Regions from separate parts of the Mus musculus genome. Here regions 1, 2, 3, 4 and 6 are each linked to region 5. A link is a loop called in an ENCODE intact Hi-C map of the cell type or tissue named here. Cell type or tissue: heart. All regions are shown on one strand. Links, peaks and the distances in the headings refer to the core of each region. The heading gives the core; the rest is flanking DNA.

Region 1 (4,902 bases), core at 338-4,337, 260 kb after region 5:
GATTCACACAGTGATGCTGAATTCTATCGGACGTATTTGATGCACATGTAATCAAACAAGATAGAGAACATTTCCATTATCCTAAGCCAGGGCAGCTCAACTTCTGATCATTGATCCATGGGACACGTCTGTTGTTTACGGTGGGGATCTTCAGTGTGCATTACAGGATGATTAACAGTAACCTTCCTTGGTCTTCAGACATTAAAAACCAGGAGCATGACTGTCAGGTCTTGAGACATTGCTACAACATTTCTCTATGGGGGACCAAACACTCATCCGCGGTTGAAAACCACTGCCATAGAATGATCTTTTCTGGCTCTTGCAGAAGTAACTGCCCTTCTTTCTCCCTTTTTTTTTAATGCTTCTTAATGTGTGTGTCATGACAGTGTATGTCACATGAGGGTGGGTACCATGGAATAGGAAAATGGAGTCCCTGGAACCAGAGTTACAGGTGGTTCCGAGCCACCTGAGGTGGGTGATGGGAACTGAACTCAGGTCCACTGGAAGAGCAGCAAGCACAATTCACCACATTGCCCTTTCTCCAGCTCCAGTAACTGCTCTTTTAATTTGTATTGCTTGTTTCCCTATCAGTTAACTCCCGGTCCCGGGCTTTAAATAAACAAACCCACGTGGCACGCACATTCCTCTGTTTGGCACAGTGCATCGTAGTCCCAAGCCGACTCTTCTCCTGCCAGCCAGCGTGGCAGGGTCTGTTACCCATTCACTTTGTTTCCAGTGCTTGGCTGTTGAGAACCTTCCTGTAAAAGCCTTTGTACAAACATATGCTTTCATTTTTCTTGGGCTAACACCCAAAACATATGGTGAGCAAGTGTTCAACTCTGTAAGATGATCTGCCAAACACTTTGCCAAAATAGTTATGGCAACCTGCGGTCTCACCATTGGCGTAGGAAGGGGCAGTGGCTCCATACCCTCCACGACGTTTGGTGTCATCAGTCCCTTATCATAGCCATTTTCAGTAGGGGGCTAAAGTATTACCTCATTATGGTTTTAATTTGCATGCCCCTAATGTCTATGATCTTGACCAGCCTTTAGTATGTGTATTTTGATTTTTATATGCATACATATACAAGGGGCTTACTCTAGAATATGTAAAGAGCTCCTTGAAATGAATGACAGAGTGTAATAAAAGTGAAAAGGAGTCTTGAGTGGGAACAATAGCGAATATGAAAGTCGCACTGTTTTGTACCTTTGCCTGACCCACACTGGCTATTTCTACAGCAGACACTTCTCTTTCTTTAACAGCACGCTATTGATCCAGCATCTTTCTAAGCATTTGACAATGTTAACTCACTTACTTTTCCACATGAACTCCTCTGGTTCCCCAGACTGTTATGGCAGTCCTCTTCCCATTTTACAGACGAGGGAGCGGACATGAGGCTGAATGACTCATTCAGCATCGTAGTTCACAGAGGAACTGAGATCACAACGCTGACTCGAAGCACTGAGCCACAATGTGCACTTATTCTCAGACACGCGCCGGAGCAGAATCTAGGTCCTACTGATGTGGTTCCTCAGACTCTGCAGGTACAGACGTGCTGGCTTTCAGCTGCCGTGACTACAGACTCACTGCTGCTCTATCCCTGTTCCTATGGCTGGTTGCTCTCACGCTGCTCTCATCCATGGTGGTGTCAGGAAAGCAGGGAACTTGCTTCCCTCAAAGGGAAGGCAGCACTTTCCAATTTGCCTATAGCTTTGGATCTTCTTGTGGTTTGGAGAGGGGTTTTATTATTTTTTTATGGGGGGGGGGAGGGAGGAATGGGATGGGCCACATCCGTGCCACCTGTTACTTTCTTAACAATTCAGTAGGACCATTGTGAGATTCTTATATCTTCATTTTGCCTCAGTAAAAGCAAGACTTAAAAACAGAAGTGGCTAATAGAGCCACATAAACATCCCTTTCACTTTATGTAGAATTACAAACCAGTATTCAAAAAAGTCCAGAGAACTCTATCTACCCAGTTAATTTAACAACACTTATTGAGTCATTGGCTAGCTGCCAATCACCCCCGTGGTGGAGTTTGGAGCTTGTCGTTAACGTAGAGGAAACACTGGGCAGATGTTCTGGGTTAGTTGCCACAGAGACGAAAACCTTCTTCCCTAGTGAAGGAGATACCGCAGAGAGTTCCCACTATCCCTGCAGTGGCAGTAGCCCTCCAGGACACTGATCTGGAACTGGCCTACTCTTCGTCAGCATCACTCTTCAACCCCAAGAGACTCGTTTGGATCCCAGTGATAAATGGACAGATGTGAGACAGCTGTCGGAGTACTCCAGAGGAGCTACTCAGAGAAAGTCATGAAGTGAGTTTTCCAGTTTAAAAAAAAAAAATGTCCCACAGCCCTTGTGTACAGGCCGTTTCTATTTTCTCCAAGTAGTAGGGAGCGAGAAGCTGGGGACAGGACTTGAACATTTGCCCAGATCGCTTTTCCTCTTTCAAGGCCACATAGAAACAATATGCAGGCAGGACTACTTTAAGAGTGATCAAAGTTAAAATGTCTCTTATACTACTTAGAATAGAGTCCTCTCCCTGACAAGTACAGCTTCTAGTGATAACTGATAGAGATGCACCCGTCCCCCACCCCAAGCTCCTCCTCCTCATGAAGACTTTCGACTGAGGTAAGGAGATGGCACATTTCTTTGCATACTTTGGAGGAAGTGGTGACATCTGAGAAATATTTCAAAGAACATGTACTGACTATCAGAGGACTTCAAAGACTACATACCAACTTCACGCAGGTACACAGTCAATGAGTTGGTTGTATGTTCATCCAGGAGGACCTCCAAATATACCTACACTTCTCAAGCCCACCTTCAGGGCAGGTTTATAATTTACAAGATGTTGAACTTTTATACAGGTAAATGTACCTTGGAGCAACTGGGGGCCCAAAGTTATGAATAACTTAATACTTGCTGTCTATACTGAAGGGCTAGAGTGTCTCATGCCAAATGCCTGAGTCCCATAGCCTCTCTCTTGACATGGTTTTTACTTAGCTCACAGAACATTGTTTTCTGAAAGGAGCAGGACACAGAAGCTTCTATGTGCACGCTAACATTTGGTGGGGAAGCTCGTGGCTTTGAAAATAACATGCCATTAAATGGTCAGCTTTGCTTCTCCCGAGAGCCCAGTTGAAAACACACTCTGGGAAGTGCTATTCTACTTTATCAAATGGATACATCGTGTAAAGCCCCTGTGTCAAATGTCCTATCTTCCCTGTTCATCAGTAGACCTAAGAAGCAGTGACAATTGCTAGGGAGAGGTCATACAGGAAGCTCCAGAGATTCAGTATTCATGAGCTGTCTCCCATACTGGGTGGGCCTTTATACTGTGCATCCATTTGCCTTTTAACCAACCATACCCCTGTAACCCCTTAACCATAGTCTCATGAGTTACCCCATTAGATCACTAGCTTGCTAAGCCAGCCTTGACTGGGATAGTGTCTTTGCTCTGCCTTTGGATGCTCTATCTTGAGTGAACAGACATCTGTCTATGCCTCTAGAGAAGAAGTCACACCACAGTTAGGGGAGTGCATACTCTCAGGCGAGTCACCCCGCGGTGGCTTGGTGTCCTTAGCTTTTAAGCGCTGCACCCACCTCAGGATTTCCCAAGTTGGAACACACACCACACATCTGTTGCAAGGCACGTTCCGATTGAGTTGTCCTTGGCAGGAGCCCGGGAGGCTCCATTTCTAACATGTGTCTCTGGTGGTAATGCCACCACTTGTCCAAGGTCCCCGCTTTAAGTAGAAAAGATATTTAAAGATTGTTTCCAAGATTGTATGAGCAGGTTCATGTAGGAAGGGCCAAGAGCAACAACTAAGATTTGAAAGAAATAACCTCCAAATAAGTTTTCCTCCAGGATGCTAAAAAGATGTCTCTGTTGGTGCTTGCTAACTTCCACACACCAGAAACTTCTTTAGTGACAATTGCTTGGTACCTCAGCCAGCTTTCTGGCTAGACACCTACAGAGAGCTAGTCCATCAGCCAATGGGAAGGAAGAACCACCACAGCTTATAAAATGAGAGGAGACAGCACCACCGAGAAGAACACGAGGTTCCCATAGGTCAAGTCAAGGGCACCAGGAAGACACTCGAGGGCTCTTTAAAGTTTTAGCTGCAGGTTAGGCTAGGGTTTCGATAGGCTGCTTTTATTTTTTATTTTTATTTTTGTAGAGCAGGGAGGACCTCAAGTGAAAAACACACACTCAAGAGTTTGCCAAGAAATTAGGGAAACGAGGCACCATGAGATCAGATAACAACCAACCAACATACCAAACTTCTTAAGCACCTTAGTATCTTATTTTCAAATGGGAAGTTCTTGCCAGTAGGAAAAAGCTTCAAATTTCCCTCCCTCCCTCCTTTATCTGCCCCCAACTCCTGCTTTCCCCACTCTCAGCATGCTGTATGCTTGTCCTGTGGGGAGGGCAGGCCGATGCTCCCGTGAGGAGTCTCAACAACAGAGCTTCTCCAGCTTCCAGATGCTAGAAGGAAAGACGTTTTAAGCAAATGCCCTGCGACATGTACATATCTGATTCTTTTGGGAAAAGCCAGAATGGCTAAGTGGAAACCAGATCACCTTCCAGAACAAAGCTAGAGATTCAACCTGCAGACATTCTCTATGGAATTTCTGACTTGGAGAAGGGGCATAGTAGGTACACAGGTTTCCGCTTAGCTTGAGGTCCCATATCCTGTGGGACACCGCTGCTGCGGAATAACACTGTTTGGATCAAATACTTCACACAGGAAATGACGTGAAAGACTCATCACAAGTACTCCTCATGCTCTGGATACACTTAGCAAATTTAAGACCCCCTAAAAAGTTTGTTGAATGAACAGATGGATGGACAGACAGACAGACAGAGCTTCACAAGCTGTGCTTTGTTTGGG
Region 2 (4,902 bases), core at 491-4,490, 440 kb after region 5:
TCCACTATGTTCATAGCAGCCTTATTTATAATAGCCAGAAGCTGGAAAGAACCCAGATGCCCCTCAACAGAGGAATGGATACAGAAAACGTGGTACATTTACACAATGGAGTACTACTCAGCTATTAAAAAGAATGAATTTATGAAATTCCTAGGCAAATCGATGGACCTGGAGGGCATCATCCTGAGTGAGGTAACCCAATCACAAAAGAACTCACATAATATGTACTCGCTGATAAGTGGATATTAGCCCAGAAACTTAGAATACCCAAGATATAAGATACAATTTGAGAAACACATGAAACCCAAGAAGAACGACAACCAAAGTGTGGACACTTTGCCCCTTCTTAGAATTGGGAACAAAACACCCATGGAAGGAGTTACAGAGACAAAGTTTGGAGCTGTGACGAAAGGATGGACCATCTAGTGATTGCCATATCCATGGATCCATCCCTTAATCAGCTTCCAAACGCTGACACCATTGCATACACTAGCAAGATTTTGCTGAAAGGACCCAGATATAGCTGTCTCTTGTGAGACTATGCCGGGGCCTAGCAAACACAGAAATGGATGCTCACAGTCAGCTAGTGGATGGATCACAGGGCTCCCAATGGAGGAGCTAGAGAAAGTACCCAAGGAGCTAAAGGTATCTGCAACCCTATAGGTGGAACAACATTATGAACTAACCAGTACCCCGGAGCTCTTGACTCTAGGTGCATATGTATCAAAAGATGGCCTAGTCAGCCATCACTGGAAAGAGAGGCCCATTGGACAAGCAAACTTTATATGCCCCAGTACAGGGGAATGCCAGGGCCAAAAAAATGGGAATGGGTGGGTAGGGAAGTCGGGGGGAGGGTATGGGGGACTTTTGGGATAGCATTGGAAATGTAATTGAGGAAAACATGTAATAAAAAATATTTTAAAAAAAAAGAAGTGTTATAAGGCAGTTTGATAACATGACCATCAAACAAAATAACAAAAGCAGATTCTCCAATAGGGCCTCTGATTTCCTAGCCGTGGGCTTTTGGCTGGGTTTACTGTAGAAAGTATCAATTCTCTACTGGGGAATAGGCTTCAAATCCAATCCAACAGCAGTAAGTACTCCATCACAGTAATGGCACAGATGCACGGTGGGCACACCTTACATGGCAGGTCAGTACTACACTGTGCAGACTCTAGCATTAGGGATATTACTATCTTCCCCTACCCACCAGCAACCTGTACAGCACATTTCAGCTCTGTGAAAAGTAGCCAGCCTAGGGGAAGCTTCCTAGCTAGATCCAGGTTGACTTCTATATGCCTTGTACCCGATGTGTTGTATCTTCAGCAATAGGGGCTTAATGTTTAGTTACGATGGGTGACTGCTGGGGCCATAGAGGTCCCTGTACTCACAGAGAACCACTACGAGAAGGAATGTTAATCATGCAGAGGTGTCTCCTCAATGGAGGAGACAAAATCAACTACAAGCATTCCATCCTGAAACTTGAGAGTAGAGGTTGCTATCTACCTGGTGACCTTTTTGCTATCTGAAGGTCCACACTTCACCCTCATTCCCCACAATGATTGTTCCAGACTCTAACTCCCTAGACCATTACCCATCCTTAGAGCAGATGTCACAAGTACTTTATGGCCTGCTCACCTCTATGTTATATGTCAGAAACCACACTTAGATTCTAGACCTTTTAGCTATAGAACCAACCCCTCATGGTCACATGTAATTCTTAAGAGTTTCTACTTAGCTTTATTGTGGTCCTGGGATTAGACTTATTGGACTGATGGTTGCCCCGAGAAATTTCCCAAATTGTGATGTGTTTTACATATGCTGACACTGAACTGCCTGGCATTAGATTTTCAGAAGTCTGATCCTCTGCGCCAGGTTTTCATTCTTACCTCCTTGTAAGATTTGCTTCCCTGTCGGACATCTGTAGGGACCCCTTCAGGTAACCCAAAGGCAATGGTAATAGTTTATGTAGGGGGACTGTCTAAGACTAGCTTGCTAACTGGTGGATTTCCATAGGTCTTTTTATACTCCCTTAGTTTTGATTACGACACCCCTCTTCTTTCTCATCCCTCTCCCCCACCTCCTGAAACCGTTAGCTCCAAGTATTGCCCTAGTTTTACATCACATGTTTTCTACTATCCCTTCTGATTATATTTTAATTAGGTTGTAAGGTAGTGGGTTTCCATAATTCACACATTCTTTTGTTGGTTAACCTTCTTTTCCATCCCTAATTTTCCCAACTTTCCTTTTCCCTTTGTCATTAAGCCTTCCTGCCCCTATCAACTTTCAAGACACTGTGTGTGTGTGAGGCTAGGTCGCACTATGTAGCCCTGGCTATCCTGGACCTCACTTTGTAGACCAGTATAGCCTTGAACTCACAGCAATCTGCCTGCCTTTGCCTCCCAAGTGCTGGGATTTACAGCATGCGCCACCATGCTGGCTTCACCCATTAACATTCAGTTCACTTCTTATCTACTCTCTTCCCTCCCTTACTGCTCCCTCCAGTGCTTTCTTTCTAGTTTCTGTGCTCCAAGTTAAACATGCAAAGCAAAAGATTTGAAGCGGGGATCCCCACATGAGAAAGAACATGAAGTATTTGTCTTTGTGGGACTGAGTTGCTTCACTCCGTGTATTTTTTCTAGTTCTATTTATTTATCTGCAAATGTTATGATTTCATTTTTCTTTATAGCTGAGCAAAATCCTTTTGTGTATATGCACCAGATTTTTCTTATTCGTTAAGCTGCTGATGGACATCTAGGCTGATTCCATTTCTTAGTTATTATTAATAGAGAAGTAAACATGGCCGAGCAAGTCTCTCTATAGTGAGATATAGACTCCTTTGGGTGCATGCCCAGAGGAGGAGAGCTGAGTCATAAGGCCATTCTATTTCTAGTTTTTTGAGTGACAACCAGAGTGATTTCTAAAGTGGCTGCTCCAGTCTACACCCCACCAGGGTTCATAAGGGCTCATCTTTCTCCATGCCAGAATGTTCTCAGCTATATTTTTGGTCTGGTGCAAGATGGTACTTCAAACTGCATTTCTCTGATAGCTGGGGGAAGCTTAAAAAATGTGTGAATGTTTTGACTGCATGTATGTCTATGTGCAACTGAGGCCAGAATAGGGTATTGCATCCTCTAGAATTGGAGTTATGGCCAGTGTTAGCTGCTGTGTGCATGCTGGGAATTGAACCTAGGTCCTCTGCAAGAACAGCAAGTACGCTTAACTGCTGAGCTACCTCTCCAGTCCCCTGGAAATTTCTAAAGTGCTTACTGATCATTTCTGTTTATTTTTGGGACCTATTGTTAGGTTTCCCTAGTCTATTTTGTTTATCTATATGACTGTTTTTTGTTCACTAACATGCAGTTTTTATTATGGTGACTTTGCAGTAAAACTTGAACTCTGGTATGATGACATCTCTTTCAATAATCCTTTGATTAGGAATGCCTTGGCTTTCCCTGGTGTTTTATGCCTCTCTATAAATTTTTAGATTCCGTTTTTATGTCTATAAAGAATAATTTTGAGTTTTTTTATTGTAATTGTATTGACTCAATAGATTGCTTCTGGTAGGATGGCCATTTTTACAAAAATTTATTTATTTAATCTTTAAATTTACCATGAGAGGAAATATGTATTTCCATCTCTTAAAATTTTTATTTATTTTTTTATGTATGCTGTGAGTACACTGTCACTCTCTTCAGATACATCAGAAGAGGGCATCAGATTCTACTACAGATGGTTGTGAGCCACCATGTGGTTGCTGGGAATTGAACTCAGGACCTCTGAAAGAGCTCTTAACCACTGAGCCATCTTTCCAGTCCCAGGTATTTCCATCTTTTAGTGTCTTCCTCAGTTTCTTTCTTTAATGCCTCAAAGCTTTCACTATAGATGTCCCTGTTTCCCTGGTTAGGTTTATGACCAGGCATCTTATCATAAAATTTTGGCTTGTGAGTGGGATTGTTTCTCTAATTTCTTTCCAGTGTATTTGTTATTTATATATAGGAAAGGTACTGATTCTTGTGTTAAGTGTGTATCCTGCCATTTTTCTGAAAGTGGTTATCTGCTGTAAGAGTTTTCTGGGAGTAGTTAAGGTCTCTATGTACAGAATCATGCCACCTGCAAACAGGAATACTTTGAGTTTCCCTCTTATGTGTATACCTTTTATTTCCTTCTCTTACTTCATAGTTCTAGTTAAGGCTTTAGACACTCTATAGAGCAGAGATTAAAAAAAAGTGGACAGCAGACCCCCTTGCATGGTGATACTGGCTGAGTTTGTCATATACAACTTTCATCATGTAGAGACACTCTTCTACATCCCTAGCCTCTCTGTGACCTTGATCATAATGACTGTCACATTTTTGTGAAGACTTTTTTTTTTGTAACTGTTGAGATGATCATGTGACTTTTGCCTTTGAATGCATTTATGTTTTGAATTGCATTTATTGATTTATGCATGTTGAATTATCCTTCTATCACTGGAATGAAGACACATTGATTATGATGAGTCCGTTCTTTTAATGTTATCTTGAATCCGGAGAATACTGAGAATTTATTTTTGGAGAGCTAGGTCTGTATTTTTCTTTTGTATATGTATCTGTATTTGATTTTGGTAACAGGGCAACGCTGGCTTTATAAGAGTTTGTATGTCCCTTTCCCTTTGTATCTTATGGAATAATTTGAGTAATATTGGTGTAAATTCGTTGAAGTTCTTGTATAACTGCAATAACCTATCTCATCCTGTCCTTTTGTAGGTAGAAGACTTTTATTTTATTTTTTATTACTACTTCAGTCTCATTGCTGGTTATAGATAGGTTTAAATTATTTATTTCATCTTGGTTTATTTTGGTGTACCAATGCATCTAGAATTTTACCAATGCCATTTTAATATTTTCAAACAGTAGATTA
Region 3 (4,902 bases), core at 431-4,430, 980 kb after region 5:
CAAAACACAATCAAACTAAAATTATGCACGCCCATATTCCTGACATTCTGATCTAATATTCATCTTGAGCATGAGAAACATCTAAGACATCCAAAGGGATTATAGTATACCCCCAAATGGAGCTTGTTTCTACGGGAAAATCACTTAGAAAAGTACTACCCTAAAAAGCACTGCTCCAATGATACAAATCTCTTCTACATGACCAAATTAAAAACCAGACTGATACTTCTTAAGTATTTCAGATTAAAACAGAAAAGCACCTGAAAGCAAGTTTGTAAGACCAGCTTGCTGAGGAAGCCAAACCTTAGATGTCTGCACATGAGGTGAAGAAAACAGAAGCTTGAGTCAGTCTCCTTCCTGCAAAGCAGAGCTGAGTAGACCATCTCAAGAAAGGATGGCGAGAAGCCTGCACAAAGGCGCAGGGTCCACCCTGAGGAGGAAATGCAGTAAAATAACTCACCACATTTAGACTTGTAAAAAGTCAGAAAACTCATCAGCTTTCCTGCTGGTGTTTTGATGTCTGTTAGTAATGTAAAAGAAAGTATTTTTATTTCAATGAATACATCAGAATACATCTTCAGTTTGTTTAAAATATCACATATAGCCAGGATGATAATCTTAACATCTGAGATACTGAAGAAGAGAGCAATCGTGAGCTCAAGACCAGTCTATGCTACACAGTGAATCCCAGGTATCCACAAAAACATCTGAAGAACATAAACCTAAATATGATTCTTGAAGAGAATACCTCAAGGAATTTTGCCTTAATTAACTTTCTGATTAAGTTAGTCACGGCAGCTCACCCCTGTAATGCCAGCCTTTGGGGAAGGAAGGAAGGAAGGAAGGAAGGGAGGGAGGGAGGGAGGGAGGGAGGGAGGGAGGAAGACTGCTGTGATTTCAAGACCAGCATGGGCTATATAATGAATGCCATTATAGCCATGGCTGCTGAGTAGAACACGGTTCCAAACAAAACAGAGACTCAGTGGCACTGGAGAAATGGCTCAGTGGTAAAGAGCACTTAACTGGTTTCCAGAATTCCAGAATACTGTTTTCCAGAGTTCAGTTCCTGGCATCTACACCAGGTGCCTCACAACTACCTGCAATGTCAGCTTCACTCACATGAGTATACCCAAACACAGATGAACAAAACTAAAATAAATCTTAAAAAAAAAAAACAATTAATGTGTGGATTACCAAACCCACCCTTAAGTTTATTTATGAAAAAAAGGGGTTCCATTAAAGATAAGAACAAGATTAGAATGCTAAGTGACAGTACTGGTAAATGGTGGGGATATCCTCTGAATACACCTTTGGTCTATTGATGATCTTCCAAGAAGAATACAATCAGGATCATAATGAATTTATCAAATGATGTCTAGGGCTGAAAGAGTAGATTGCAAGTTAGTGTTACTAACCTTTTAAAAAGAGGCTGTGGATGCTCATGTTGTACATTTATCCCGTGTCCTTATGTTTTAAGTTGTACAGCAGAAATACACAAAAGTCTGACCATGGTGGGTGGCAGGGTGGCTTTATAGGAAGATAACTTTAAAGTTTATGGAGTGTTTATATGGTGTTAGAGGTTACCCTCCTTCTGCCCCAAAGTGACATGTGTCATTTTCAAAATCACGAAAAAAATAAATGATACATTTCCAGTATAGACAAAATTGCATGAGTCACATGGAGATATTATGCCAATTATTCATGAAAATATTTCAGCGACAGGAGTAGAAGCAAGATTGTTCTGCTACTGAAGCCAAGACAAATAATCTAAGGAGTTGCTCTGAAGTTAGTTTAAAATTCCTACCGTCGCTGCTTCTTGTGGGGACTGCAGTGATAAAAGAATACTCCTATACAAACCTGTGGAGATTATCCCAATATAATTTTCACAACAGAAAATTCAAGGTATGGTGTTGCAGTTTGGACCCCAGTCATCCTCTTCTGGTTTCTTCCAGCCTTTCTGACCTGGAAACCCAGGAAATATTAATTGCCAGGCAAATATTAAATTGTTTTTTAGAGTTGTGCTTTGTTTGTCTTGCTGTGCACTATTTGAGATAGTTGCCAATATTGAAATATTGGGATCCTCCATCAAGAGATTGGGGGTCTTCTTAAAAACACAGACTTTGTTAGGGTTGAATCCCTGCTCTCCAAAGGGGAGTTTGGCCCATTTGCTTTACAAAACTGACACCAACCCCTGTCTTTTCTCTCCCTCTCCTATTGGCCAACGTCCCAGGGAATGGGTTTTGCCACACTTTGATGGTGTGTCCCACAAATACAGCCCCAAAGACACACATCCCTTCAATGCCTTCAATTGTTGTCACTTTGAGTCGCTAAAAATTGAGAAGAATGCTTTGTGCCATTCTACCTGTCTATCAGCAATTTTCATTTGCGGGAAAGCAAGTCTAAATCATGTCTGAGCACACTTGATGTACCCATGAATCGGGAGGTATAGATCTTTCTGAGACACCAAAGACCTCATAGGGTCTCTTCAGGAGTCGCCATTAGAAAACTGAGATAATAAAGTCTGTTAAAATTAACCAAAGTCTAAAGGCTCCCCTGTTGTAGAAATACAATGGTGTTCCTCCTATAAAACAATATGAACTAACCAGTACCCCCAGAGTTCATGTCTCTAGTTTCATATGTAGCAGAGGATGGCCTAGTGGGCCATCAATGGGAGGAGAGGCCCTTGGTCTTGCGAAGATTTTTATACCCCAGTATAGGGGAATGAGAGGGCCAGGAAGTGGGATTGGGTGGGTTGGGAAGCAGGGGGAGGGGTGAGGGTATAGAGAATTTTCAGAGAGGAAACTAGGAAAGGGTGTAGCATTTGAAATGTAAAGGAAGAAAACATCTAATAATAATTATAATAATATCTATTACCAAAAAAATAAGAGAGAAAAAAATTATCATGGTGGCCAGCTAAACACTGTACAATGCTCCCACCCTGTGGCCAAATCATGAAGCAGCTCCTTTATCATTACATGAAGTCATCATGCCATCTTCTGGGAAATTCTGGGACTGCATGACATGCTATGGAAACATTCAAAAGCCCCAAATCTAAATACTTATAAATATTCACACCAAATTGTGTGCATGACTGTAAACTGTGGCTTACTAATTGTGGATAGCTGTGGAATCACCTGGCTAATGCCTAGAATCTTGGTTCTAGGAGATAATGCAGATGTTTACACCAGGAAGTTGAGGAACAATTATGTTGGGGGAGAAGAGACTGAGAAAGTCCCCAATTCAGATGGTTTGGGTTGGCGATTCCCAAATGTTTCCTGTTGGTCCCATCAAAACTAGATAATTCTGGACAGTGGTGGCACATGCCTTTAATCCCAGCATCTGGGAGGCAGAGGCGTGTGGATTTCTGAGTTTGAGGGCAACCTGGCTTACAGAAGGAGTTCCAGGACAGCCAGGCCTATACAGACAAACCCTGTCCTCCCCCCCCCCCCACACACACACAAAAACAAAACAAAACAAAAACAAAAACAAAACTAGATAATATCTTGATAGAGATCTGAGGGTTTTGTTGTTGTTTTGGTTGGTTTTGGGTTTTGGTTCCTATCTCAGAAATTTTAATTCAGTGTGTCTTTTCTAGGATCCTTGTAGTCTGCATTCTAAAGATCTCTTCTGATGGTTTAGTGAGCACCATGCCTAGGGAATGGTGTTACCCACAATGGACTGGGACTTCCCACATGAATTAAAACAATCCCCACAGACAAGTCCAATGTAGCCAATCTCTCATTGAGACTCTTCCCAGGTGATCCTAGAATATATCAAGTAGACAATTAATAGTAACAATCACATCAACGAAGAGGAGGAAGGTTTGTCAGAACACAAAGGGGATTCCAGGTTAGCAAGAGTTGGTATTAGTGCTGGGAAGTATAAGGGAGAGAAAACTGCAGAGTGTGCTTGTGTCTCTGCTTTACTACACCACACAGCCACTACCCAGGCTTTCATTCCTTGCCCCTGCTTTTGATTCCATTGTCTCCAGAAGAAATGGGAAATATGGAAAAACTGGAGAGACAAAGGGAGAAAATATAAAGACTACAGCCAGCACAACATGGTTTATGAGAAGGGTATAATGGTAAGTAGTCTCTGGCATGAACCCCAACTGCATGCTAGCTGTAGGGGGCGGGGGGGGGCGCAATGAGAAGAGAAAGTCTGCAGTAGCCACTGAAGGAAATATATCAAGAACACAGATGTCTAAGCACCAGCAATAACGATTTTCAAAGCAATGCTCAGAAAGTATTTTATTTTTCTAGATGGGCTGGACTGTTAACGGAATGAATTCTCCATTGAAAGGACAGCATTCGGATGTTGAGAGTGTGCTTCCTTAAGCCTCATTTTATCTTGTTTAAAATGAAGGTCTGAAACCAATGTGATCTTGGCGCCCTGTTGGCACTAGCAGACTCCACATCAACTGCTCAAATATCACACAGTAGTCAGAACCACCACCCAACTTCCTTTACTACTTGAGAATGAGCCTATGCCAGATATAGATGACCCTAAGGAACTTGACTATTCTTTGTGGTAGCGCCTGTTGGGGTCATAGTTCATGGGTGAAGAAGTAGGGTTTACAAAGGTTAGGAAACTCGTTTAAGTATTCACAGCTTGTAAGCAGCAGAGCAAGGCTTCAAGGCCGGATTCACTCAGCTCAACCATTACTCTATACCACAGCTTCTTAGAGTGTGGGTTGTGACAAACGTACATCAGGATGGAGTCAGGAAACAATAAAGTGCCTTTTGATTTTTCTGCCTCTTCGTGTGTGTGTGTGTGTGTGTGTGTGTGTGTGTGTGTGTGTGTGCATGTATACATACATGTACATATACATATATTGTTGCCTGCTGTCTTTATCTCTTCCTCCTTGGCCGTATTTCTTCAATAAAAGTTTTCTGATGGTGG
Region 4 (4,902 bases), core at 525-4,524, 49 kb after region 5:
AGAACCACTTCCTGTGGGCTTAGGGTGAATCCTACATTCCAGAAAGCAAAGTCCCACAGGAAGAAGAGGCAGGTAGTTCCTAGGAATGGAAGAGTCCACGATCTGCACATTATTCTCATTCCAATGCACCAGAACATTAAAAAACCAACGGGAGATGTTCTGGGTATCTCACGCCTGTAGTTTCAGCACTTAAAAGGTAGAGAGGCGAGAAGATCAGAGTTCAGGGTAAACTTTAAACTACATAAAGTTTAAAGACTGCCCGGGATGCATGGCACCCTGTCTCAAAAAGTCCCCAAATAACCAACACACACACACACACACACACACACACACACACACGCACGCACACACACGGACACACACACACAGACACACACACACATGGAAACACACACACACACTCACACAGACACACGGACACATTCACACAGACACATAGATACACAAACACACTCAGACACACACAGAGACACACAGACACATACACACAGATACACATAGACACACATAGACACACAGAGATACAGGCACAGGCACAGTCAGACAGATAGACAGACAGACAGACATACACACACACACACACACACACACACACACACACACACACACACACACCACAACCACACCACACACCAAATCCAGTAAAACCAAGTCCACAAAACAAAAACCCAGTATGTGTAGGAGAGACAGCAGATTCCCTCCTGCAGTTTCTCATCTTGCCCTTTGCAGCCCAGCTGTTTTACAAAGGAACAGCTTACTCATAATTCCCAAGCCGAAGATACTTCTAGTTGGAACATCTGACATCATGGCTAAACAAAGAAGTCATAAATTGTGAATGTATATAAAAAGAAAGTCTCCTAAGTGGGGCTTCTCTAAATTGTATGTGTCTTCCTGAGGGAGCAATCCATTCATCCATAAACATCAGCTGGCCAGGCAACACTGGAGGTGCCGGGGATAGAGCCCTGACAGAGACTAACATAAAGACAGTGTTCAGGTTGTACTGAGGTCTGAATACTTGTGAACTCGCCAAATTCACATGTTAAAACTAATTCCTTAAGTGACAGAATTAGGCACGAGGGAGGTGACTGGGTCATGAGTATAGAGCCAGGAACAAAGGATCGACACCTCTAAAAGAGGCCCCAGAGAGGTTCCTTGCCCCTCCCTACCATCTAGGAACAAGGAAGCCTTCATCGGGCACCCACTCTGCTGGTGCCCTGATCTGCAGCTTCTAAGCCTTCAGAGCCTTAAGTAGGTCATTCCTGTTGTTTTTAAGTCCCTTGGTGGATGGTGTTTTGTTATAGCTGCTCGAACAGACTAGGGCAGTGGTTCTCAACCTTCCCAATGCTAAAAGCCATCTTTTAGTACACAGTTCTTCACATTACGGTGACTTCAACCAGAAAATGATTTCATTGCTACTTCCTGACTGTAATTTTGCTGCTGATATGAATCCTAATGTAAATACCTGATAGGCAACCCCCAGAGGGGTCGTGACCCACAGGTTGAGAACTGCTGGACTATTTCCACAAGAAACAGAGCTGTAGCCCCCCATGGTGAGGGGGAAGGAAGCACATGCAGTGTGCTAGGGAAAGTGACACTGAAGATATAGTGAAGCTGCTGCGCTGTCCTTGCAGAACCATGCTCTACTTGGGGTACACAGCATGTTTAGCGAAAGTCACTGCCCTAAAGACTCAGGCTGCCTATGTGTTTGCCCCAAATGAGCCACTGGATCTGGATGCTTGACTTTGTCCCCATCCTCCCCACCACCCAAAGGCACAATAGCGTGGTAAGATCTGCACAATATCAAGCCAGCCAAATGTAGGGCATAGCTGGGGGCATGCCTCTCGCTGAGGAGCTGTTGAGAATTGGTAGCTACTGAGGAAGGAGAGTCAGTTTTCTTTGGCTGGGACACCGATAGACTGGCCGACTTCCAGTGAGTGGCCCTACACCCATGCTCATGATGGCAGTAGCAAGGAGACTCAATGGGTTTAAAAAAGAGTATACAATGCTGGAGGGACCAGTGAGGGGTGGGGACAGTAAAGGAAGAGTTGGAAGAGGAGATGGGATGGGCTTGATCAAAACGTATTCTATTCATGCATGACATTCTCAAAAACTAGATTTTAAAAAGCCACTCTAATCAAGGAGCTGTCGTTCTTGGGTTGATGGGTTTCCTCAGTTTCCCTCAGCTGAGCTGCTCCTCATCGTTTCTGTGGACTGTTCCTTCGGTTTGCAGCTCTCCACCAGTTCTCTTCTTCTTCATCCCTGCTTTCTTGGCCATTGCATCTGAATACTTATTAGATTTTGTTTCTTGACCCTCCCCTTCGACTGTCCCAAGCTGTCCTATTTATAGCTTGCAGCTGTTGGCAGAGCTGCAGTGTTAGCCTTTGGGGAGACGTCCATAGGCTGGGTTGCCTGTGAGTTGTCTGGGAACACAGGCTGAGGCGAAGGAGACACCCAGGCGAGCTTTTTCTCTCAGAATTTATGATGAAAAGTTGGATTTCTTGAGCCAGGAGTTTACGATGGACAACAGCCCTGTGTTTGTAATTTGCAGAAAGATGGGGACGGCACATTCCACTAAAGCAGGAACTGGCTAAACCCAGCTTTTTGACTCACAAATTAGTCAATAACTCTCTAGCAAAAATTAGAAATTGTGGCTTCAGTTAAAAATTGCTTCTGTTAAAGGAGGAGGAGGGAAGAAGAAGAAGAGGAGGAGGCAGCCAAAAATGGGATATTTGGGGCAAAATTTAAATAACAATTCTAAGAGTTTTGGGTTAAGTATTTTTCTTACAGAGCATGCATCTTAAGTCAGGTCATATAGTGTGCACATGGCTCTAGTAAGACAGATGCTGTGAAGGCGGTTAGTGCAGGGAGAGATGGATGGATACACCAGGCTGACTTTAGGTATAAATCATTCACACTTTACCCACGCGATAAGCGTATAGAATTTCGAAAATGTTGACTTCTAACGGGCTCCCAGGCGATCCGCAAGCTGTACCTTCCAAAGGCTCCTGCCCAAGGCCTGCAGTGGAGCCCGAAGGAGGGCTCGCCTCCTTACCCTGAAAAGCTATGGGGCTCGCCTTTTCTTTTTAACAGTATTGTCCCTGGTTCTATTGATTAACTTTGGATCTTTCTTCTCATGACCGCGGCTACCTTGTGCGTCCTCATCCTAACAGCGCCTGGAACCTTTCTCCTTCCCCACTTCCGTCTTTGGGACTTCGGCCCATCTTCACTTTCCGCTGCGTGGAGGCTCAGATGAAAACATGTGTTTCTGATGCTCTGTGTCTTGGCCTGGGAGGAGCCTGAGGGAAGGCTTTCCTATTCCAAATTTGTCTCAGACTTTAGCACGTCAAAACTCATTGCAGTCAAAGTCAGCAGCGTCCCAAACCTCCAGTTCGCTCATTGCCTGAGAAGCCCAAGGGGCTCCGGAGCAGGCTCCGTTCGTGGGTGGACCAGACAAGACAGTTTGATACAGCTGAAAAAACACGGCGGTAGAAAGAGTCTTGTCAAGCTTGGTCTTTGACTGCAGGGGAAGTGGCACTTTTTGTCACCAGTTAGTTATGTAACAATGCTCTTTCAATATTTAAAAATGTTCTCTCTTTTTGAAGCCTTTTTTTTTTTTTTTAGTTTTTTGAGACAGGGTTTCTCTGTGTAGCCCTGACTGTCCTGGAACTTACTCTGTAGACCAGGCTGGCCTCGTACTCAGAAATCCGCCTGCCTCTGCCTCCCAAGTGCTGGGATTAAAGGCGTGGGCCACCACTGCCCCGCTTGAAGCCTTTTTTAAACAAGAAAAAAGATGCCGTGCCCCCCCCCCCCCCAGAAGCTGATTAGTCATCAGCCCAGAGTCAAAGCTGGTTGAGCATAGATTTCTCTGTCTGCCAGCTACTACTGTCTCCTAGATGGCATGGACTGTGTACTGGGCTTATACTGGTGAATGTTGAGTATGTTGGCATCCATAGAGGGTTGTGGATGACTGAGAGAGGGACCCATCCCTGGGCCAGGGGTGGGGGGGGTGGGGTGAGGTTGTTGATATGCTGCTCATGTCGCCGGGACCAGGTTCTGGGGTGGTAGCTGTGGCTGACAGTGGCCAGACCAGGAGGTGAGGCATCAGGAGAACCGAGTTGGCATTCGAGCCTGACTTTTCAGCACCTCTGTCCTCTCTTTTAAAAAAGACCTAATAGGAGAAGATAGTTTCCAAGAATTCTAGCACAGAGAGTCCCTTAAAGAGCATGTTGGCCATCTCAGTTCTTTTTATAACATTCCTGTTAAGCTGCAGGGCAGGGCGCTACTCATCTGTGCCCTGGAGAGGATATCTGTGTGATGGCGGGTGGGGGTGGGGGTGGGCGATCCTGGCCAGAAAGACAGTCTAGTGACGGTCAGCCTTACCGGATCCACCTCCTCTTCTCATAGAGTAATACTGGAATGCCCTGTCTACACTCCCCAAGTGAAACTGATAGTTTAGACAACCTGCCCACCCATCTACAGACTGGCAGAGCTACACAGTGGTCCTAGCGCTCAGGAAGTGGGAGCAGCATCCGAGCTCAGGAATTTGAGACCAGACCAAACGGAAAAGCAACAGCCTCAAGAATCGCAAAGTGAGGCATGCATGAGAAAACATTTCACATGTAATAATGTCAATAATGAGTAGAAGGATTCTGCACTTCTGAGAAGCAATTTAATATTCACTCAACAATCTCCAAACTCTAACCATACCTGACCCTTTGTAATAGGGACTAAATATGTCTATTTGCACATAGTCATTGGACTATTGACAGTGCAGTATCTGTGGTTATGTGTTTGAACAACTACACTTACAAACAAAGAGGTGCGGAGAGGTATTGAAAGTGTCAGGATTGTCTGGAATGGTGAGAGACTCCTGAAAATGCATTTATTTTATTTTATTTTATT
Region 5 (4,902 bases), core at 332-4,331:
GACTCTCCTCACCAGGCTAACCTCAGTTATGTTTTTTTGAATGAGTAAACAATGAAAAGTCTGAAACTCGAAGCCATTCTCAAGGATTCCGAGAAACAGAAGCAGACGAACGTAAGCTGAACAATTCCATTTAAAAGGGTTTTGTCCTAAAGTATTTAGTAGAATTAACATACTCCAATGAGTCTATGATGCTTTCAGACAACCCTCCTCCAGCTGTGCCGTTTCACTTGGATGTACCCATGCCCACACCTACTTTGGAAGGTTTCAGGGACATACCTGTTTCATTGTCTACCCTGCACACTTTAAGGCAGGATGAGATTCTGCAGCCGTGTACGGTTTTTAAAATGTGCTTGAACCTAATTCATTTAGCAAGGCTGTTGCAGAAAAGAGCACTTTAGACCCGTGGTTCCCAACCTTCCTAACTCTGTGGCCCTTTAATATGCTACAGTGACCTCCCAACCATAAAATCATTTTTGTTGCTACTTCATCACTGTAATTTAGCTACTGTTATGAACTGTAATGTAAATATGTAACATGCAGGATATCTGATATGTGACCCCTGTGGAAAGGTCATTCAATCCCCAAGGGGGTTGAGACCCACGGGCTTTAGACTCAGCACTATGGCCACGCCCCTACACATCTCTGGAATCCTTTCTTCCCAGGAAATGAAAATGCCAGCCTGCTTCCTGGTAGCAGTGAGCATCCTGGCTTCATCATGCCCTGTCCTGGTGTCAGGGATGCGCAGTTTCCACTTCTTTAATTTTGAACCTGGGCTGCCGAAGACTGCTGTAGAGCAGGCTCAGGAATCACATTCAGTAGGAACCTCCATGCCGCATTTCCTTCTGTATCCACCTACATCCCGGGCAGGCAGCAATGAAAGTCAGATATGCTCCCTTTATAAGATTCCAAGCTGGTCTAGGAACCCTTCTGTCATGTTATTAAACAAATATGTGAGAGTGGAGAGACAGAGCCAAGACAGGACAGCAGGGGTAGGATGGACAGATGAGCCACACGTGTATTAGGAGTGATAGATAGCGCCAGCCTTTATCTGCGAAGGAAATGAAGGGGCAGAGTTTTGGGGGAAAAAAGGAGATTTGGAACTTGGAATGTGGCCCAGCTGCTAAAGTGCTTGCCCGGCACCCAAAAAGCCTTGGGTTTGATTCCCAACAATGCATGTATTAGATGAGATAGGAGAATCAGAAGTTCAAGGTCATTTTTGGCTCCATAGACAAGTAAATAACAGCCTGGGACACATAAGACCTACGAGAAAAGAGCAAAGAAAGAGGCCGGATCCCTGCTTACTACCACTGAAGCCCAGAGGAGCCTCTCGGAGAAAGCGCTTTATCACAGGCAGAAAGCCAGGATGCCCTCCAAGGAGCCGGAGCGCCCTTCACACAGAGAACTCATTCCCTGCTAGTATCCGCAGGCCTGGAAGGTGGCAGCAAATCCAGCCATTAAAGAACGTGCAGCCTGCCCGCCGGGATGCGTGGGTGCCCCACCCAGAGCCTTTGTCCAACTGCTGCCATCCTGCCTGTCAGTCATTCCGGGAAGTAGGCCTGCCTGAACAGCAGAAATTCTTCCCCTTGTGTGTGTGAAAAAAACAAAAAACAAAAAACAAAACAAAACCAACCAAACAAACAAACAAAAAAACCAAGAGGCCATTTGGGGGTACACTGTTCCCTTTCAGTGGAGATGGCATGACGCTCTTTCCCGTTCTTCAGTTACCCTAAGAGCACACTTTAGCATCTAATCTCTTTTCTAAGAGTCAGGGCTTAACATTAACTTCACAAATCACTATATAGGTACAGATGAACTAGAGAGTAGTAAAGTGACCGTGACAGGCTTGCCAGATCCCTGGACCAGATGCCTAGGGACAAAGGCAGGTGACCGTTTACTTTATTTTTGCTAGAAGAACCCAAAACTACACAGAAGGGAATGGCAGTCCTGGAGGTGATATCCTGCCACTAATACAATTCGTCATTCGGTCCTGAGAGCTAAGCTCCGGGCAGCGGGTGCTCAAGCCCCGCTTACAGGATGGCCTGAGCACTAGAGAAACAGTCTTTCTGGACACGTTGGCTAGTTCCCATCTCTCCATCTCCTCATATAGGGGAACTTTGAGAACGCCCAACTTCATGGCTTGTGAGGAAGGTACAGATCACCATTTCCGCTAGATGGCGATATTTCCCCTAATCCATCCGCTTCAAGACACCCAATTTATAAAATAAATACAATCCAACGCCTTCCGAAACCACACCACATAATAACAGCACACAGGCTCCCATTAAAGTTCCAGTCTCAGGAAACTGACTCCCTCGTCGAGAAAATCTAATGCAACTACTCTAGTAAGATGCAATCAAGAGTTGCATCCAAGTGTCATTCATATTTGCACCGGTCCCCCAATACACCTGTCCCTCTACCCCTAGTTAACACTCAGGGATGAGCCATGGCTCAAGTCAGGCGCTGAGTCCTCGTGGTGCCTTGCCTTCCTCTTAGGAACGTCGGACCTTTTGGGACCCTTGCCCCTTAGCCACCACCCCAAGTCTAGCACACCGGACGCTCCTAAGCAAGGGTCACTCACACTGTACAATGTACAATGCCGACGGCCCCGGGGCAGGTGCGTTCATTTCCAGCTTCTGCAACCCGGGCCTGGGTTAAGTGAGAGAATCCGGTTTCACCGTGGGTCAGCGGGGTGATCAGATCTGTCAAGAGCTCTGTGGGTCAGGGGGGCTCTCGCCTCCGGAAGAGGTGGCCGCGCAGGAGAGAGAGCTCCAGGCGGTACACAGTGGGTGGGACAGGCGCCGGGTCTGCCCAGCCACGCGCAGCGCCTACTGCCCTCATGGCAGCATCTTAGGGGGCTGGGGGAAAAGAAAAAACACCAAACCACAAAACTTTCCTGCTGCCAAGTGCGAAGGCGAGTCATCCGAGGCAAAACCCTAAGTGTGTGAGATGAGACACCGGGTTGGGGGAGCCACTAATCAGTGAGGCGGCGGAGCGCAAGTGTCCGCAGCGCCTTGGGGACCTCAGGACCCCGTGCCCCCGCTGTCCGCGCTTACCTTGGCGGCTGCATGAGCCCCTCCAGCCCGCGGGGGGTTGGCGCTGGCGGGGCTGCGCGCGAAGACTAGGTGTAGGGCGGTCGCTCGTGGGCCCCTGGGTGAGGTGGGAGGGGCCCGGCTGGCGCTGGTCCCCGCAGCTCAGCGGACTCAGTAGCGACCCGGGGCGCTCCGCCTGCTCCCCGGCTGCATGCCTGCGAGCGCCTGGAGGAGCGAGCCTCAGGAGCGGCCGGCTGGCCAGTGCTTCCCGGGCGCAGGGCTCGGGCGGCGTAGCTTGCAGTTCCGAGACGCCTGCAGAGTAGGGCGGCCCGGGCTAACCTGCTGCCTCGCCCGGCCTGTCGCCGCCACCGCCACCGCTGAGCGCGGCGTCGCGAGGTTCGTTTGCGCGCGGCAGGGAGGGGGCGGGCCGGGCACCCCGGGAGCGGGCGGGGGGGCGAGCGCGGGCGGAGCGGAGCAGAGGGAGGGGGAGGGGTGGGGTCTGGGCTCCAAAGGCCCCGCCCCGCCGCGGTCCCACCCTTGCTGATCCGCGCTAGTGGGTGTGTGAGGACGTAGGGGGTGAGCCTGCAGAAAGCGCACACTCTCCCTGCGGGCTCGCGATCCCAGGGTTCGAGCAGCAAGTGCAGCGACCCTCCCTTCCGCTAACGCATCCAACTTTCTTAACCCTGAGCCAGGTGGCTTGGAGTCCACGTTTTCAACCTGGGAGCCTACGGTGGTTAGAGGTTTCCAATCGTGGATAAATATTGACATCTGCCGAAAGTCACCTTTGTTCTATAGGGATTTTACTCCTATTTAGAATCTTATTGGAAAAAATAAATAATATGTATATTGCATGCACAGTGCGCGAATACACGCAGTCTGGAGTAAACAGACTGTCTTGTACTCCCCCACCCCTCCCTCTGCAGTCCAGCTCAGAGGTAACCTCCGGTCACAGCGTCTTCCTCCCCCGCCCCGCACCCTTCTCGCATAGATTGCCAGAGGAAACTCCGGGCTTCTCAAAAGGATTCTTCATGCAGCTCACGCACACAGTGGAGAGCACAGCCAGCCGCCAGCAGCTCATCTCCAGGGTCTCACCCCAACACCACGTATAGGTCTGAAACCCTAGCTGGGGTGTGAAGTCAGCCGGGACACACAGCTCACACTCAAATTATCACTGAACAGTTAGCGCTGCCAGGATATTTTATACAGGGGTTACGACCCGATCTTCTCTTAATCTGAACCAAGCGCTGGAATTTTGATAGGATGAGAACTCTGTATTTAATGAAAAGGTATCGTCCGTATTAAGACCCTCGTCGTTATTTATGCTGTGGTCTTAAGGGATGTGGTTTTGAACTCAATGTTCTGCGTTTATTGGCCAAATGAATTAGACTAGTCTATAACTGAGCTATAAATAAACTCCATGTGCTTTTAGCAGGAAGGGATTGGGCCTTGCAGTTGGCCCCGTTTCTAAAATTAGCCTCGACCTTGGACAAATCTTTTAGGTCTGCTGAGCCTCAGTTTCCTTGTCTATAAATAAGGGAGTTGTACAAGAAAGTGTGTGTGTGTGTTTACATTTCCTTTTTGTACTCTATCATCCTCTGCTTGGGGACACTCCTCCAACCCTGTCCCCAATTCTCAAATCCCAGGTGTTGTTTTCCCTAGCTCTGACATCAATCTGTAATTATACCTTTATTTGTGGCCTTCTCATCATACTCAAGAGATCAGGAACCACCTTGGGGTCATCATGCCATCCTCAGCACCCAGGAGAGCCTGGTGTATAGCAGAGGCACAATAATTGTTATCACTTGGGTCATTTTCTTCCTCCTCCCCCTTGGGTTTTGGTTGTTTTGTTTTGTTTTGTTTTAACACTTTGCAG
Region 6 (4,902 bases), core at 368-4,367, 100 kb after region 5:
CACAGAGGGTAGTGTTACCCAGGGATCACTGGCATGTCTGTCAGGGATGGGTGCTTTCTATCTGAAGACCATGTCAACCTGCTTTGTCTGCTTTGTTTTGTTTCTAGTGACAGGCTTTCTCTGTACAGCCCTGGCTGTCCTGGAACTTAATTTATAGATCAGTCTGGCCTCGAACTCAAGAGATCAGCCTGCCTCTGCTTCCTGAGTGCTGGGATCAAAGGTGGGCACAGCTGCCACCACCACCGCCACCACCACCTGACAATACATTTTGTCTTTTTCTTGGATGTCTCATTTGCTCTTCCCACACTGAGCTCCAAGACTCCCGGGAGACTGAAAGACTTTAGGAATATACTTAATGAGGTTCATTATATCCTCCTGACATGGTTACTGTGTGCACCCTCATTTCTGTCCCGAATTTTAACTTCAGAGCATGTTAGACGCAGACAATGAAGGATGGTGGGTCCTTGGCGACATCTTGAAGGATTGCCTATGCTTTCCAATACAAATTACATTTCTTTGGTTGTGATGTTCTTTTCTGACAGCTTTCCTATTTTATGCTTTTCCCCTCCTGAGACACTTCAAGTTTTATGTGGGAGAACCTTGGGGCATATTAATAAGTAAGTAGCATCAAGAACATACTAAAAAAATGATGATAGTTCCTTAGTCTAAGACTAAAATAAACCCAAAAACCAAAACAAAACCAGCCAGCAACCATCATACAGCTCTTCTCCTGCATGTGTGTGTGTGTGTGTGTGTGTGTGTGTGTGTGTGTGTGTGTGTGTGTGTATGTGTGTGTGTGTGTGTGTGTATGTGTGTGTATGTGCATGCATATACGATATGTCACCAAAGCTGGTTTCAGCAGATCAAAATCTCTGGGCAAATCCCCTTTAAATATCTCCATGTACATAAGAGCTGAGGAGCTGATACAAACAAGATGGAACAGTTGAAGTGAGATGGCTTAGGACATTTTTTGGACCATGAGAATGATTCCTGTAGGTTCATATATTCGAACACTTAGGAAGTGGCACTATTTGAAAGGATTAGGAGGTGTGGCCTTTTTGGAGTAATTGTGGCCTTGTTAGAGGAAGTGTGTCACTGGGGGTGGGCTTTAAGATTTTGAAGTCTAAAGTTAGGCCCAGTGTCTCTCTCTTTCTGTTGCCTGCGGATCCAGATATAGAACTCTCAGCTATTTCTCCAGTACTATGTCTGCCTGGATGCCGCCAGGTTTCCCACCATGATGATAATGGACTAAACCTCTCAAACTGTAAGCTGGCCCCATTTAAATGCTTTCCTTAATATGAGTTGTTGTGGTCATGGTGTCTCTTCACAGCAATTGAACATTGACTAAAACAGACCACCTCCTGCCCTGTTATCTTACTGTCCTGGTCAGATTGGTGAATCTGGCTTCAGTTATTTGGTGTACACTGTATTATGAGAATAACTTTTATCTACAAAATACTGACTTTAGCCCAAAGTAATATACACTGGTTATCATCCAGTTGCCCAAGTGAATTCTTCAAGAGACCCTTCTGTCACTGGGGGGTCCCACAGTCCCTAAACAACTGGGGCTGTGGTCAGAGAGACTGGAGGTGGGAGAGGGGGCTCGGAGATCCTAGGTCTGGATACAAAAGCTACATTTTGCCCTAAGTTTCTCCAGCTGAGGATTCCTCCTTCCAGAAGCACTTGCTTCAGCTGCTTGGCTACTTAGCGCCTCAAATCTCCACAAGCTCATGGCTCAGGGGTGGGTGCTGGGTGCATGACTCAGCAGAAAAGAAGACCGCCAAGGTCAGTCTGTTCTCGAAAGAAAGAGAGCAGCGAAGAGCAGAGCCCAAAAGTGAGTTCTCCAAAGTGTTGGCTAAATGAGAGGGAAAGAATGCAGACATCTTTCATAACCCTGGGATGTGTCAGCAGCTGTAAAATAAATACCGAGTCAGAGTTACTTCTGCTGTTTCTCTCCTGAGAAGGGGCAAACTTCCCAAATAAAAATAATTTAATCTCAAACAGTTCATGCACCAGCAGCGATCTCTCCTGCAGGGACAGAACCCCCGGAGGGGGGGGGGGTGCGGGGCACAGGTCAGTCCAGGACAGCAGGGTGACTAACAGATAAGCCTTTCGGAATGGTTGGAAATATCCACCAAGTAGCAGCCCTGTCACTCAGCGTGTCTGCTCTTTTGGCATCTTCAAGTGATTTTATCTACTGAGAAAATGTGTTTTCCCATGGAGAGACACGAAGTCAATGGGGTAGCGATGGGGCATGGTGTTCGTGACCTTGGTATTTCCCACCACACCCCTGGCTTTAGTGCTTCAGTTTTTCTTTTCCTACAATGCTTTATGCGCTCTCTCTCTCTCTCTCTCTCTCTCTCTCTCTCTCTCTCTCTCTTTCCTTCTCTGCTTTTGTATGTTTGAAGTGTACGAGTATGTATATGTTTGTGTGTGTGTGTCTGTGTGTATGTATATATGTATGTGTGCTCGAACACACATGTGCACATTTTGCGCACGTGTATATGGAGGCCAGAAGCAGATGTGGGTGTCTTCCTTTTATCATTATTTACCTTATCTCTTAAGACAGGCTCTCTTTTTGAACATGAAGCTCACATATTCAGCAAGACTAGCAGGTCAGTGAGCTTTAGGAAGCCCCCAGTCCCTGCCTCACCAATGCTAGGATTGTAGGTCTATGCTAGCACATCTGGCTTTTTACCTGGGTGCTAGGGAATCCAAACTCAGGTCCATACAACCACTTTACTGACTGAGTCATCTCTTCAGCCCCCTTATTCTTGAATTTTTATCCCCTTCTTACTTCTGTCTTAAAACACCTTTAAAATCAGATTTAAACCTCCTAGAGAAAAAGCTTGTTTATATTTAGCAGCTTGTTCCTTCCTATGTGTGAGACAAAAGATAAAATGTCCAAAAAAGGCTTTCTGGATTTCAAGTAGCTGTTTGTCCACAGTGTGCGAATGCGTTAAGCATGAAAGAATAAGACAGATACAGATTAAATTTCGTTAATATCTCACATGTGATTTTAAAGTGTTGGGCAAATATGTCTGGGATCAAATCTGAGTTGGGGTTTAAGAGAAAATTCAGGATGTTGAGTAAAGGAAGAATAGTCCAGCGAAGTTCATCTAGTCATCTTTCACCAGGGCCTGTGGGATCAGAACTCCCTCCTGGGAGGACCAAAACCAGTCACTGTTGAAGTGGAATCCACGGGGCCAGAGAGATGGCTCAGCTGGTAAGACTACTGGCTTCTCTCCCAGAGGACCTGGGTTCCATTCCAGCACCAACATTATGGCTCACAACTATCTGTAACTCCAGCCCCCGTGGGATTGGATGCCCTCCTCTGTCCTCCAAGAATATCAGGTATGCTTGAGGCACACAGCTAAGACATGCAGGCAAAACATCCATTTATGTGAAAAAAAATTAAAAAGAAATGGTTAGGCACACAGGCTAGGAGGACTCAGGCACAATGCTCTCCACAGCAGTGCTTTCCACAGCAAACAACAGTTCTTCCCAAACACTACGTGGATGAGGCAGCCAGTCCCTGGGAACATTCTGGTCACATTAAGAGAGTAAACTTTCAGCAGACTTTGAGTTAGCCTTCTGTCCACAAATAGTGGAAGATAAGACCTAGTCCCTACTGAACATTCTCATAGAATTCTTCTGGTAGTCCACACCATTGACATGGAACCCATGATTTTGTGGAAGTCCCCTCTTATGTTTTGTCCCTTCCTGCTTCACCTCTGTTAATCAATCATGTCTGCTAGTAGAGCCTGGTTGACTAGACCTACCATACCAATGGCTCTTGGAATTACCTTGGCTCCTATCTCCCACTTCAGGGCACATCATCTGACTAGCTTCCTGGAACTCCACCCCCAACCTTGCTTGCTCTAAAATTTTCCATGTGGGACATGGCACCAACTTCCTGGAGTCCTTTCCAGCTCCCTGCATCATCTTTTGTTTTTTCAGGGTTCGTTAAATTGTGTGTGAATTCCTAACATGATATGTGCAGATGGCTACAATCCAGCTTCTTCCTGCTTTCATATCTTTTGAATCATATCTTTCATATCTTCATATCCCATCTTCTCATCCACGTCCCTCAATAGTCACCAGCTCCTCGACTCAAGGAACTACTTGCCCACTCAAGCTGGAATATCTTGGGGGAAGTTAAAAAGAGCTGTTCTGTACTTCTGTTTCTGCATTTATAAAGTACGGGTGAAGGGTGATGTTTGGAGGAAGTGTAAATAGGACTCCACCGAAAGTGATGATGCATGGGCTAGGCTTTCTTATAGAGCTAGCTGTGCAGTGCTTGTTGGTCTCGAGTCTTTGCTGATCTTTGCTTCACTGAGAAAGGCACAGCAGAGAACTTCTGGTGTCTCTCCTGGTTCTTGCTGCTGCCTCCTGCTGATTCGGCTGAGGCCTGGCCATTCCTGCTAGGTTGTGCCACTGCTGCTGCTATCCTGACACTACTGAACTGGACTGTTGGTATATCCGTGAAGTGCTTACGAGCGGATCAATCTGCCTCTGCTGCCCTGTCAACTGAACAACAGATTTCCTAACAACACAGATGGGATCTACTCCAAAGAACCATTTCTAAACAGGTCCATTTTCCCTGTATACTTTCTTTTCCACTATCCCTAGTGGGTGGCAGCCTAGAAGGGAGGTTAAAGCATTTAAGAACTATCATTAGAAATAGGTTTTGAAAAAAAATAAAGTTACACACCTCCTAATAGTGGCACTCCTCAAGTGCCTATGGCAGTCATTTTCATTCTAACCACCATATGAAAGTCCTATGGGCTGAACAGTTGTGAAAATAACATCTCCTGCAAGCCCAGGCATTTTAATAAGCCATGGCTAACATAAATGATGGAATCCTTCAGCCATGTCAAATATGAAATGCTGCCACAGCTG

Evidence for each region. Peaks named below come from ENCODE experiments on the same cell type or tissue, not always from the same donor. Only the 100,000 strongest peaks of a DNase experiment are listed, where the experiment ranks them.
Region 1: it touches region 5 in a loop (2.4-fold over the local background); 4 of 42 quality-filtered maps call a loop at or near these places.
Region 2: a loop joins it to region 5, with 1.9 times the contacts of the local background. A loop is called at or near these places in 3 of 42 quality-filtered maps.
Region 3: a loop joins it to region 5, with 5 times the contacts of the local background. A loop is called at or near these places in 16 of 42 quality-filtered maps.
Region 4: it touches region 5 in a loop (3-fold over the local background); 12 of 42 quality-filtered maps call a loop at or near these places.
Region 6: it touches region 5 in a loop (9-fold over the local background); 7 of 42 quality-filtered maps call a loop at or near these places.

The regions. Positions count from the first base shown.
Region 1 is chr7:73,116,291-73,121,192 of GRCm38, reverse strand. No RefSeq gene overlaps it. Among named protein-coding and RNA genes, the nearest start is that of Gm6567, 17 kb to the right of the region's middle. In heart, for the core only: no CTCF peak of the experiment used is centred there; a DNase peak (open chromatin) is centred at 2,142.
Region 2 is chr7:72,937,020-72,941,921 of GRCm38, reverse strand. No RefSeq gene overlaps it. Among named protein-coding and RNA genes, the nearest start is that of Gm36865, 110 kb to the right of the region's middle. In heart, for the core only: no CTCF peak of the experiment used is centred there; a DNase peak (open chromatin) is centred at 2,871.
Region 3 is chr7:72,398,315-72,403,216 of GRCm38, reverse strand. No RefSeq gene overlaps it. Among named protein-coding and RNA genes, the nearest start is that of Gm39035, 94 kb to the right of the region's middle. In heart, for the core only: no CTCF peak of the experiment used is centred there; no DNase peak of the experiment used is centred there; H3K27me3 peaks cover 275 bases.
Region 4 is chr7:73,324,882-73,329,783 of GRCm38, reverse strand. The region is part of intron 1 of A730056A06Rik (RIKEN cDNA A730056A06 gene); the gene reads left to right. Among named protein-coding and RNA genes, the nearest start is that of 4930429H19Rik, 17 kb to the right of the region's middle. In heart, for the core only: no CTCF peak of the experiment used is centred there; DNase peaks (open chromatin) are centred at 2,373, 3,423 and 4,063.
Region 5 is chr7:73,374,040-73,378,941 of GRCm38, reverse strand. It overlaps Rgma (repulsive guidance molecule family member A), which reads right to left and starts at 3,422. Exons shown (of 4, transcript NM_177740.5): 1 at 3,054-3,422. The coding sequence starts at 3,067. A730056A06Rik (RIKEN cDNA A730056A06 gene) reads left to right here and starts at 3,168. Exons shown (of 2, transcript NR_040325.1): 1 at 3,168-3,425. In heart, for the core only: a CTCF peak has its summit at 2,168 (motif pointing right); DNase peaks (open chromatin) are centred at 2,121, 2,621, 3,401, 4,061 and 1 weaker place; H3K4me3 peaks cover 2,097 bases; H3K27ac peaks cover 674 bases; H3K27me3 peaks cover 2,101 bases.
Region 6 is chr7:73,273,061-73,277,962 of GRCm38, reverse strand. No RefSeq gene overlaps it. Among named protein-coding and RNA genes, the nearest start is that of 4930429H19Rik, 35 kb to the left of the region's middle. In heart, for the core only: no CTCF peak of the experiment used is centred there; DNase peaks (open chromatin) are centred at 1,932 and 2,072.